Linked DNA regions of Homo sapiens: region 2 is linked to region 1. A link is an interaction called in ENCODE POLR2A ChIA-PET data of the cell type or tissue named here. Cell type or tissue: OCI-LY7. All regions are shown on one strand. Links, peaks and the distances in the headings refer to the core of each region. The heading gives the core; the rest is flanking DNA.

Region 1 (5,391 bases), core at 252-5,251:
GCTGGCTGCATTCTTCAGGTCATGGCCTCTCCTTCACCTCATTCTGACCTTGCTTTTCATGGTCACATTTCCTTCTCTGACTTTGACCCTCCTGCCTCTCTAAGAACCCTTGTGATTACATTGGGCGCACTTGGATAATACAGGATCATCTTCCCAGCTCGAGATCCTTAACTTTATCGTATCTGCAAAGTCACCTTTGCCATATCAGATGATATATTCAAAAGTTTAGGGGATTAGGATGTTGACATCTTGGGGGCCCATGATTCTGTCTACTACTGATGGTAAATGCTTACTGTCACCTCTGTCCAGATATCTTTACCACAACAATTTTATTGATTGCCAAGCACAGAGTACTAAGATGATTTTTAGTACTTTGTAATTTCTGTTAAAAAACAGTGGTTTTAAATTTTTTATAGGTATTTTATTTACATTTTGAATGGAAAGCATGAAATACATTTAGCACTTCAAAAAGTAGGATATTTGGGAGATGATTGGCTCTTGATTGCATTGGAAGCCAAATGAATTATTTACTGCATAAGTACAGCACATATTTTCATAAAGCAGTTTCTAAATGAACAAAGTGATTTTCTATGCCATTTTCTAAACAAAAGAGATTGATTTCACATTTTCTGAATACATGACCACTCCCACCACATGCTAGCTATATGGCATTCTCTGAAAGTTATAATATATAAGTGCAATCTGATTCATTCAACATGAAATGCACGGTTTTATAGATAATCATTTTGTCATAGGAGATGTTTCTAATTAATCGTATCACTCATACCAGATGCATCGTTCTCCAGTTTCTAAAATGGAACCTGATTTTTGGCCAGAATAGTATAAGTTTGGTGAGTATAAGTGACAAAAATGTTGTCTTAGCGTGTACAACATACCTTCAACAAATTGTCGTTTGCTTGTTGAAAATCTGGTGGCAACTTCACATCCTGGAAAAGCCTCTGGGGCCCAAATGGTTTTAGTGTTTGTGGGTGAATATGTTATGCCTCACAGAATGTTATGCTTTGTTTGGGTTTGCTTATAGTACTTTAACATAATCTCAAGTTACTCCTTCTTTACTTGCACTACAGAGTGTTCCATATCCCTGCCTCTCTCTCTTGAGCCTCAGTTATGGCATCCTCTGTTTACCTTAACTCCTGTCTTCCTTGCCTCTTGGCCCCAAAGCACTTATTTTGATATAACTCCCATTTAGCATCTGTATGGACATCTTCTGACATTTTTTCTGCCTCCCTAACTAACCTAAATGTTCTTTGAAGGCAAAGGCTGCCTTACTTCACACTAATCATAACATCCTATGCATAGTAAACACTTAGAAAACTGATGCTGATGATATCATCACGTTACTCAAGTTTTCTATTCTGGTCCTTCTCATTGTTTCATTTCATCCCCCTTTATCTCTGGATCAAATTGAAGCTGCTGATTAAATTATTTAAACAAAGCTTTGGCCATGTTGTTTTTTGTTTGTCTTCCCTCCTTTTTTCTTTCCCGTTGGCTGTCCGATATGCATGCTCTTCTTTACTATTGGGCACCAAACCGTATTGCTCCTTAATGTATCTCTGGCCACTTTCTCCAGGTAATCTTGATGAAGTTCCTTTAGCCATTTTCACCTCACCAGGACCATCTAGAGGCCAATTTTATGTTCAGCTTAGTCCTGTAATCATACCTTATTCTTTATTTTGGAAGACAGTGCTCCTGTCTGTGATTGTGGCTGAAAGGCTAATGTTCAACATCCAATTCTTGACATTTTCCTGGGTCATCATGCTCCTTCCTTGGGGTTCCAAATGCTGCTCGCTTGTAGCTCTATTTGGAAATCTTTTGATTCTGCATTGAATTGTAATGCAGAATAAAACATAAAAGTTGGTTATTTCTCTACCCTTATTAGATTTTCAAAATTTTGCAAAAAGAAGGGATGGGCACATCTGTGGCATATCAGCACAGTACTGGGGACTAGCAGTAGGTACTTAATAGATATTTGGAATTAAAACAAAACAATCTTTTCCACCATGGAGCCAAGTTTGTCCTGTGATTAAGGACTATTTCTACAATTCAAAGAGCTGTTCTTAAATAGTAAAGCTGTCATCTTGATTCACTGCCAACCCAAGGCCTTGCTCAAAATGAATGATTTTGCTCCGTATTTCTTAAAGTATATTCTCCTACATTGTTAGAATGATAATCACTAAATACTAAATGCTTCAATAAAGTGTATAATGTGCTTCACATATTGAGAATATATTTATAGGAATCTTTATAATTTAGTTGTATAAGTTGGGCAAGTTAACCTCTTTGTGTCTAGGTTTTTTATTGTGTAAAATGGGGATAAGTATTGTGGACAAGCCTCACAAGTCCTTTTTTTTTTTTAAGTAATTTCTGATAGTTCTACCTTTAATTCCACCACTTTCCTCCATTCACCAAAGATTTGTTATAATATTTCTGCTATTTACAGGATTCTCCAGGTTTTTCCTACAGATGGAGACAGTTCCTACAGTAGAAAGTGGTAATTTATGTGTGACGTGACCACTAGCTGGCCTTACCAATGTGTCTTTTTCATGCTTTAACTGTAGTTGGGTCAAAAGTTGGAAAACTGAGGTGATGAAATCTGTCAGAGAAGCATAGAACTATTATTTTGTGGCAATGTTAAGTGATTTTTAAAAACAGATGTTAATTGAGGTCCAAGCAGTAAATTAGTAGTTAAACCTCCCTTAGGTTTTACAAAGAGAGTTCAAGACTGACTTAAGATCCCTGTCCTGGATTAACATGAAGTGAGACTTAAAATTAGATTGCCAAGAAGGTAATGTATCACCAAAGGGTCAGGTGATATATGACCAAAGGGTCAAGGTGAAAAGAGAAGGTGATATATCACCAAAGAGTCAGGGTGCACCTTGTTTGCAGTGATATTTGTTGGGGCAGCTCTTAAAAACGAGCAAAGGTCAAAGTTGTTAATGAAGCTGACCCCACAGGTGTGAAGCTTGTAGGTTTCAGTTCAGTTTTACCCTTCAGAGATCAGTGACAGCCAGCCCTAGAGGCACCATCTGCAGCCCTATGGGAAAGAGGTCTGATTTAGAACATGTGGGAAAGGAAGAAGTACATTTGAATTTGAAAGTTGACTTAATTATATTCTCTGCTTTCAGAGAGCTTCCCCTTTGCACATCTCACCCTTTTTCTTACCCACGCTGCAGAACTATTTTGGCATATGTTTTACCCCAAATGACTGGTTCCTATTTTCAATTCTGTATCTAGTTGAGAGATACAGATGAGGGGTCAGGAAAGTTATTCTATGGTTTGGAGTCTTGCCAGGCTCAGTTGATATCTTTGACAAGAGCAAGGCTACTGCTCATTTCTGATGTCCCTGTCTGGGGAGCTCAAAGTGCTGTGTAGATGTTGTCTCATTCATTTTACCTGAGGCAAGTTGGAGGCATGCATCAGTGTAAAATTTTCTTTAAAGCTTCATTCATATGAGTAAGAAATAGATAAAAGGAAAATACTGCCTATGAGTCAGAAACAGATATATTTAAGAGATGACACTGAAAAAAGCTAAGGTTTTAATAATATTTTTGCCTTATTCTCTTGGGACAGATGAGGAGGATATAATCACAGGGCAGGTTTCACTGAGGAAGTTGTTATAAAGGGCAAGAATATAGTGCAGTGTTTAGTTTAAAGAGGGCAGCTTATAGCTGTATATCCATTCAATATATCCCAGAAGATTGGCGATAAATTTAAGACAATGTCTCCAAGTTGATTGGGCATATATTTCCAGCTTTGCTGCCTCCATTCTTTTGTTATTGGCCAACAAACCTCCTATTTTAATTTTTTATTTTTGGATAGAATTAACTGGAGACACTGTAGAATCTTAAACTTTTATGATGCTGTTTTTTCTGCCACATTATAAAAGTATTAAATTAAGAATCAACAAATGTAAATTACTTTTTGTTCTGCTGCTGTGAACCTTGAGTGGGAGCAATACTAAGCATCTTAGACCTGAGTTCCTTCATGTATAAAATGAGAAGGAGGAACCATATCACCTCTAAGATCCCTTCCAGCTTTGCAGTTTCCAGAAGTAAGAACATGTTCTATTACCTGCCATGAAGAAGAAAACATGGGAGAATATGGGAATCTTCTTTTCTGAAATCTCCTTTGTATGATTTTTCTTTCTCTCTTTTAAAATCATAGCTATAATTTTAAAAATCTCATTTAAAACTCTCTGTGTTTATTGTAGAAAAAAGTTAGAAAATATAAATAAGCAAAAATAATGTAAGAACTATGCATAATATCACTACTCTTGGATAATTACTGTTAACACTTTGGTAGACATTATTTCTGACTTTCTTTCTGAAAACACACCCATAAGCACACATATCCTTTAGTTATGCTAGTGACATCTTGAAGGATATTAAGGCTAAGTACATTGAGAAAACTTTACTACTAGATGTTCAAGATGTACCAAGCTTGGAAGATGATACAGAACAGTCCTTTACTTTCTCCTCTGAGTTATGTGTCAGTTCATCCAGGTTTGCCTCAGATGGGCTCCCTCTGGGCTCCCTTTTTACCATTTTTTCTCTCTGCTAGTTTATTGGTTTCCACTCTTGAAAAGGTGGTGTCAGGGCCTTTCATTCTGTGCTTTATTTAGAAGGGATGTTTTGTAAAAATCAGAATTAAACATTTACAGGCAAAAAACCCTTTGATTATATTGATGCCTTTTATAGCAAAAATGTAATACTTTACTAGTCTAACAGATTCTCTCTCTCTTTTTTCCTACCTTAAAAAGGCACAAACAAAACAAAACAGAATGAAATAATAACTGTAACAACAACAATAACAATATAAGAAAAAACAAAACACAAAATTCCTAGGAAGCAGTAGAAAAGAAAATAAAGAGATGAGGAAGAGCTCTGAGCTCTGACCTGCTTTATATTTACATATGTAAATAGTGTCTCAACATACATCCTATCTCAACAATCCATTTGAAAAATGTGATCATATTTTATACAACTTGAAACTCATTTTTTCACATAATAATCATAAACATCTTTTCAATCATCTGATAAATGTATAGATTATATTTTAATAGTCAAATATTGCTACATTACATATAACTTATCTAACCTACCCCCAATTATTGGACAGTTATTACCTTGTTTTTGCTGATACAAACAATAACAGGCTAAAGTAATTATATAATTATTAATGTCTGGGTTTACAGCCCTTTACACTTATGATAGGTATGTGGAAAATATATAATCAAAGTCATGGCAGACATTACTCACAGATCATGACATTAAAGCTGAGCCTGTCAGCACAGTGCTCAATGTATCCACAAATAATTGATTGGAGATGACAAGCTGGTTGAAGTCTAGGCTGCTGTATCTCTGTGAGTCT
Region 2 (5,391 bases), core at 96-5,095, 100 kb after region 1:
CAGCAGGACATGGGCAGGGACAAATAAGGGAATAAAAGCTGTCCACCCCAGCCAGCAGCGGCAATCTGCTCAGGTCCCCTTCCACTCTGTGGAAGCTTTGTCCTTTTGCTCTTCACAATAAATCTTGCTACTGCTTACTCTTTGGGTCTGTGCCATCTTTAAGAGCTGTAACACTCACCGCGAAGGTCCACTGCTCCATTCTTAAAGTCAGTGAGACCATGAAACCACCAGAAGGAACAAACTCTGGACACATCTCTGTGTGTGTATTTCCCTTAAACCACTAAAATGAATATTTTTATGCTGGGATAATTTAACTTTGTTTCTGAAAATAATTTGTTTTATTTTTCTCTCCATTTTGTGTCAGTAGATTAAGCCTAGTACAATTATTTTAAATAGTGGTTTCAGGAGCTCAGACGATTTGTTCCAAACCAATGTTAGCTGGTTCCAGAAAGAGTTATATTTTGAATGAAGCTGTGAACAGAAACTCCATTTTTTTGCTTCAATTATTAGCTAAGACATATTATAATCTCATGTTTTATTATATGTGGGGCTAAGTGCTCATTGCTTAAATAAAATAAAACAACTAAAATGTGAACATGATTGTGTTGTAATAACAGATTTTCCTCAAAGTCTTTAGACAAGAACTGGCAGATACTTTGAAACAGTCATACCTCATGTTTGCAAAGTGTTAGATGTCCAGGAGGTGGCAGTAGTGAGCAATGATTAAAAGTATGGGCACATCCCTGGCTGAGAAGATAGATTACCTTTTCCCAAACAATATCTAACAAAGTGGCTCAGATGTGGCAGATATATAAAGACATCTAAGCAAATGAGAGACATTTTTTACAGACTGATAACTTTAAAGTCAGCTGGAGGAAGCTACTTCTTCCCAAACTTTATATTGTCTCCTTGATTCATTGGACCAACGTGACTATTTTAAAAAGTGACATTATGGAGATATTTTCTGGATCTATGAGAGGGGAGAAAGGCATGACAATGTCTTTCCAGTCAGGACAGATTAGTCTCATACTAGCATTGCTGGAGTGCCCAATCCAATTTAATTCACTATTGTCAAATGATCAGTCTGATTACACTTGAGTGTGTGTGTGTGTGTGTGTGTGTGTGTGTGTGCATGTATTTTAAAGGAGTATTTGAAGGGACATGCTGGTTGATGTATTTCCCTGTGGAAATTAGCCAGTGGTTGAAACTATGAAGTTATGTGAGTATATGTGTGATTCTGTGTGTGTTAGTTATCTATCACCGTATGTAGAGGCTTAAAAACAACATAAACATATCACTGTTCCTGAGGCTAGGAATTTGGGAGCAGCTTGGCTTGATTGTTCTGGCTTCAAGGCTCTCATGAGAAAGCAAGCAGATATCATTTGGCGCTACAGCAATCTGAAGACTTGACTGAGGCTTGAGGGTACCCTTTCATGGTAGTTAACTCCTACGGCTGGCAAGTTGAAGCTGATTGTTAGAGGGAGATCTCAGTTCTTCTTCTCCCTGTGTAGGCCTCCCTACAGGGCTGGTTGAGCATCCTTATGGTATGATGACAGGTTACACCAATGTGAGCAATCCAAAAAAAACAAGGCTGTAATACCATACAGCCTAGCCTTGAAAGTCACATACTATCACTTCTGTTGTACTTTAGTGATTTCATAGGCCAGCTCTGATTCAGTATGAAAGGAGACTAACATGGGAAATGAATGCAAGGAGGTGGGAATCACTGGGGGCCATCTTGGGGACTGCCTACCACAGTCTATAAAGAGAAGATGACTTTTGCAAATAGTTGGAGAAGAACATGTTTTCACTAGAAAGCCCTTGTGAATACTTGTCATCAGGTTGTGATGCTGAGTCACGGTATTATATATAGAAGTGCTGATATAAAACAGAAGACCATTGTGATTATCCTGTGGGGTAATTATGCTGGAATTACTATCAAAGACTGGTAGTGAAGAACCCCCTTCCCCCAGTTGTATCGTCATGTTAAAAAAGCAAAACCAAATACAAGCAACCAAAAAAAACAGGTCACTGTGGAATGGCTAAAAACATTCCTTTTTGTATTAGAGACTAATATGAAAAACCTGTCCTCTTTTGAAAGATATTTGTCTTCTACCTTAAAGGAAGAAGCTTGTAGTTTGTGAACATTCAAACACATGACACAAATAATTGCTAAGTTGTTTTATTCTGCTTTCTGCCAAGTACTTAGTGATTAAACTGTATTTCTCATTTCATCTTACTGTAGTATTGAAACTGTCATGTTCTGCTGAATAGAGCCATTTGTTTCTCCACACTGGTTGATTAGTGTTTTTGGTTGTCATTTTACTTGGCTGGCTTATATTCTGGTATATAATGACTAATTGGCCTGAACTTGGATGATGGAGAGTTGGGATGGGGAAGTGAGTGGGGGGCAAGGTGTCAGCCCACTATTGTCAGCCCATATTTCTAAATTTCTTCTTCCAGGACTCCACTGATCACTCATCTCAACATTTGTTTCCTTGGCATCTGCTTGACAAAAAAATCTCAATGTGGGTGACCAAAGGGATTCTGATATATAAACATTTATTTGACCAAGTAGAAGAATATCTGAGCAAACTACATCCCACAAAGGATTCTGGCCACTTGATATTGATTGGAGATTGTTTTAGGGCTATGAAACTTGGGGCATTGAAAACAATTTCTAATGAGTGAGGACCTCAGAAATACTATCAGAGAACTCTGCAAATTCAGGTTGTATTGATTCATGGACAGTAGCAAATCCATGCAGCACAGGATTTTCTTTCTAGATCTGTGTTCTAATGACCTCTAAGTTTCAGAATATTCTTTGTCTGGAATCTACTCAGATTATAGGCATTTTAGCTGCTATGGCATAGGTGAATGTTGCCAACCTAGTATCTGTCTTCTCTTTTTAGAACTCCCAATTTTTGTCGAGGCACATGGTTAACTGGAATAAAGACTATATTTACAATTAGTTATGGTTATAGGCCTAAAGTCTGGCCAAAGGGATATAAGTGGAAGTGTATGGCAGCTTCTGGGAAGTTTTCTTAAGATAGGTAGTAGGTGTACTTTGACCCTGCTTCACCCTACTTGCCTCCTGATGTTTACAGCTTAGGTATGTTTGTTGGAGGACCATGCTGAGTGAAGTATAAGAAATCATGAGATGGATGCCGAAAGCATTCTAAATCCTAGATAATAATGAAGCCAACATATCAGCACTTATTTGCTTATGTGGAAAAAAAAAAAACAAAACTTCTCTTTATTGAAGCTACTGCTGTTTTGGTGGAGAACCTCATTGTTGGGTGTTTGTAAGGCTTGTGTGAAAAAAGGTTATGCAGTCTTTCAAAGTGCTGTTAATCACAAGTTATTGCTATTCACTTTGTAGTCTATGTAGACATAAACTATGGCACTTTTCATGTGATAGATAGGCAGGGATAAGTTACTTTAGTAGCATCACAGGGGAGAATCTCAGCACTTCGGTGCAGCCTGCCTACCCTGATGCTCCAGCTGCTGTCACTTTTGCTGCCAAGAAAGCAGCTGCCTCCCCTGCTTCCCTGCTGGCTCTGGTGCACATTTGTGGGTGGTTCATCATGGGACACACTCATTGTTTGTGTGCTCAAATGAGGAACACTGATTTCAATTTTTGAAATTCATTAATGTTTTCACATATGTAAAGTCATTGAAAGTAATTGTGACAGCTGTTTTATAGCATTATGACATCAGTAATAAAATGATAATTTTTTGGTGTTAGAGAGAGCTGGGCAAGTATAAGAAATTCAAGGGTTTTTATGTGGTCAAATGAGTTAGACATTTCTGTAGCCAAAAATGAAGTGAAAATAGACTTGTAAAAATGTATCCAAAACATGGAACCTATGATGTTTGACTAACAAGCTATACTCCTCTTCAAATCAAAGCTCGTGTTTAATATGGATGTTTCAATAGTATCATACCCTTTAAATTGAAATCATCTGTTGTTGGATTAAAGAATTACATTTGTGTTCACTGTTGCCATTTTTTGCAAAGTAATTATGGAATACTTATTATGCATAAAACACTGAGTTATAAACTATGATAGACTGAACACAAGTGTCTAAACTAGAGAAAACAGCATTAATGTGTTTTCTCTAATGTGCTAGGATGCTATTATCAGTATAAATATGTCTTAATTCACTGAAGACTTGAAGGAAATGTGCTGGACTTTTAGCAGTAGGTTTTATTGGTGTGTAAGGTATTTGGTGAATCTGGAGGATCACTTAGTAGCATCAATAGTTACTTGGAAAAAGGCTATATTTTGTAAAATCATGGATGTCATTTTATTATTCATGGTTACATCACAAGACATCACATATATAATGTATCTTGTAATCTCTTCTAATTAAAGAATGATGCAACTATAAACATAGCTGCAACAATATTTATGTCCATATTTTGCAAGCGTGAAGAATGGCTTTTATTTGCAGTTGTAATCAGTTCACTGAAAACACTTATTTTCTATAGCTGATGCTCCCGAAGGCTGCTAAAATGGAGTCAACTCATTCCTTAATGGAGGCACATGAGACGATTTTCTGTTCTTTCCCATTGTCTTTAAAAATGTGTTTTCTACTTGGCTTATAAGTTCTTTACAGGTTCACAATAGAGCAGTTGCTTCAGAATCCTGATACTGAGAGCGATAGTAATGCCTAATACATGCCAGGTATTTTATGTATGTTTAAAATAAACCTCTTAATGATTTCATGGGCAATTGTTATAGCTCCCATTTTGTTAGTGATAAAACAAGACCCAATGATTTAAGTGAACTTCTCAAAATCAAAATGCCAGTTAATGAAAAAATCTGGTTTTGAACCCCAGTCTGTTAACAATAAAATTATGCTGTTTCTACTACATAACCCTACATTTCATATAATGTTAGACTTTTACTATTACAGCCTTTTTGAAGCAGTAGGGAAATTGTAATGAACATTGCTTCATTTTTGATGGGTTGGAATAAATCCAGATTTTGTTGTTGAGCCCAGTTGATTTACTATTTAATATTGGATCTGGTGCACTGATAATGCAAGTGAAGTTACCTAAGAAGGCAGAAGCATAGAGCAGCGTTATGATCATACTCTAAAGCCATATTCATAATCTTTTCCCCAAAGATGCTTCTTATTGTTAAAGAGGACATGCTGAAATACAATAATCTAAAATTATTCTCACTGGGGATGTATATAATTTTTGGTAATTTATTTCAGGAATATCTGGTGAGAATATTTAGGGATTCTCAATGAAGAGGATGAATGTTTTAGTCAATTAATGCAGACACTACTGTAGAAATGGGTGAAAATGACCGCACTATAATAGACTATCATTAGGATGATTTGTAATGCATGAATTGGTCTGTGGAACAGGCTGTTC

The links. Peaks named below come from ENCODE experiments on the same cell type or tissue, not always from the same donor. Only the 100,000 strongest peaks of a DNase experiment are listed, where the experiment ranks them.
Region 2: POLR2A ChIA-PET joins it to region 1 with 9 read pairs; 1 of 35 experiments calls an interaction of 5 or more read pairs at or near these places.

What each region holds. Positions count from the first base shown.
Region 1 is chr1:101,404,813-101,410,203 of GRCh38, forward strand. No RefSeq gene overlaps it. Among named protein-coding and RNA genes, the nearest start is that of LINC01307, 84 kb to the left of the region's middle. In OCI-LY7, for the core only: no CTCF peak of the experiment used is centred there; a DNase peak (open chromatin) is centred at 3,139; H3K4me3 peaks cover 1,387 bases; H3K27ac peaks cover 1,853 bases.
Region 2 is chr1:101,506,043-101,511,433 of GRCh38, forward strand. No RefSeq gene overlaps it. Among named protein-coding and RNA genes, the nearest start is that of LINC01709, 130 kb to the right of the region's middle. In OCI-LY7, for the core only: CTCF peaks have their summits at 688 (motif pointing right) and 890; a DNase peak (open chromatin) is centred at 709.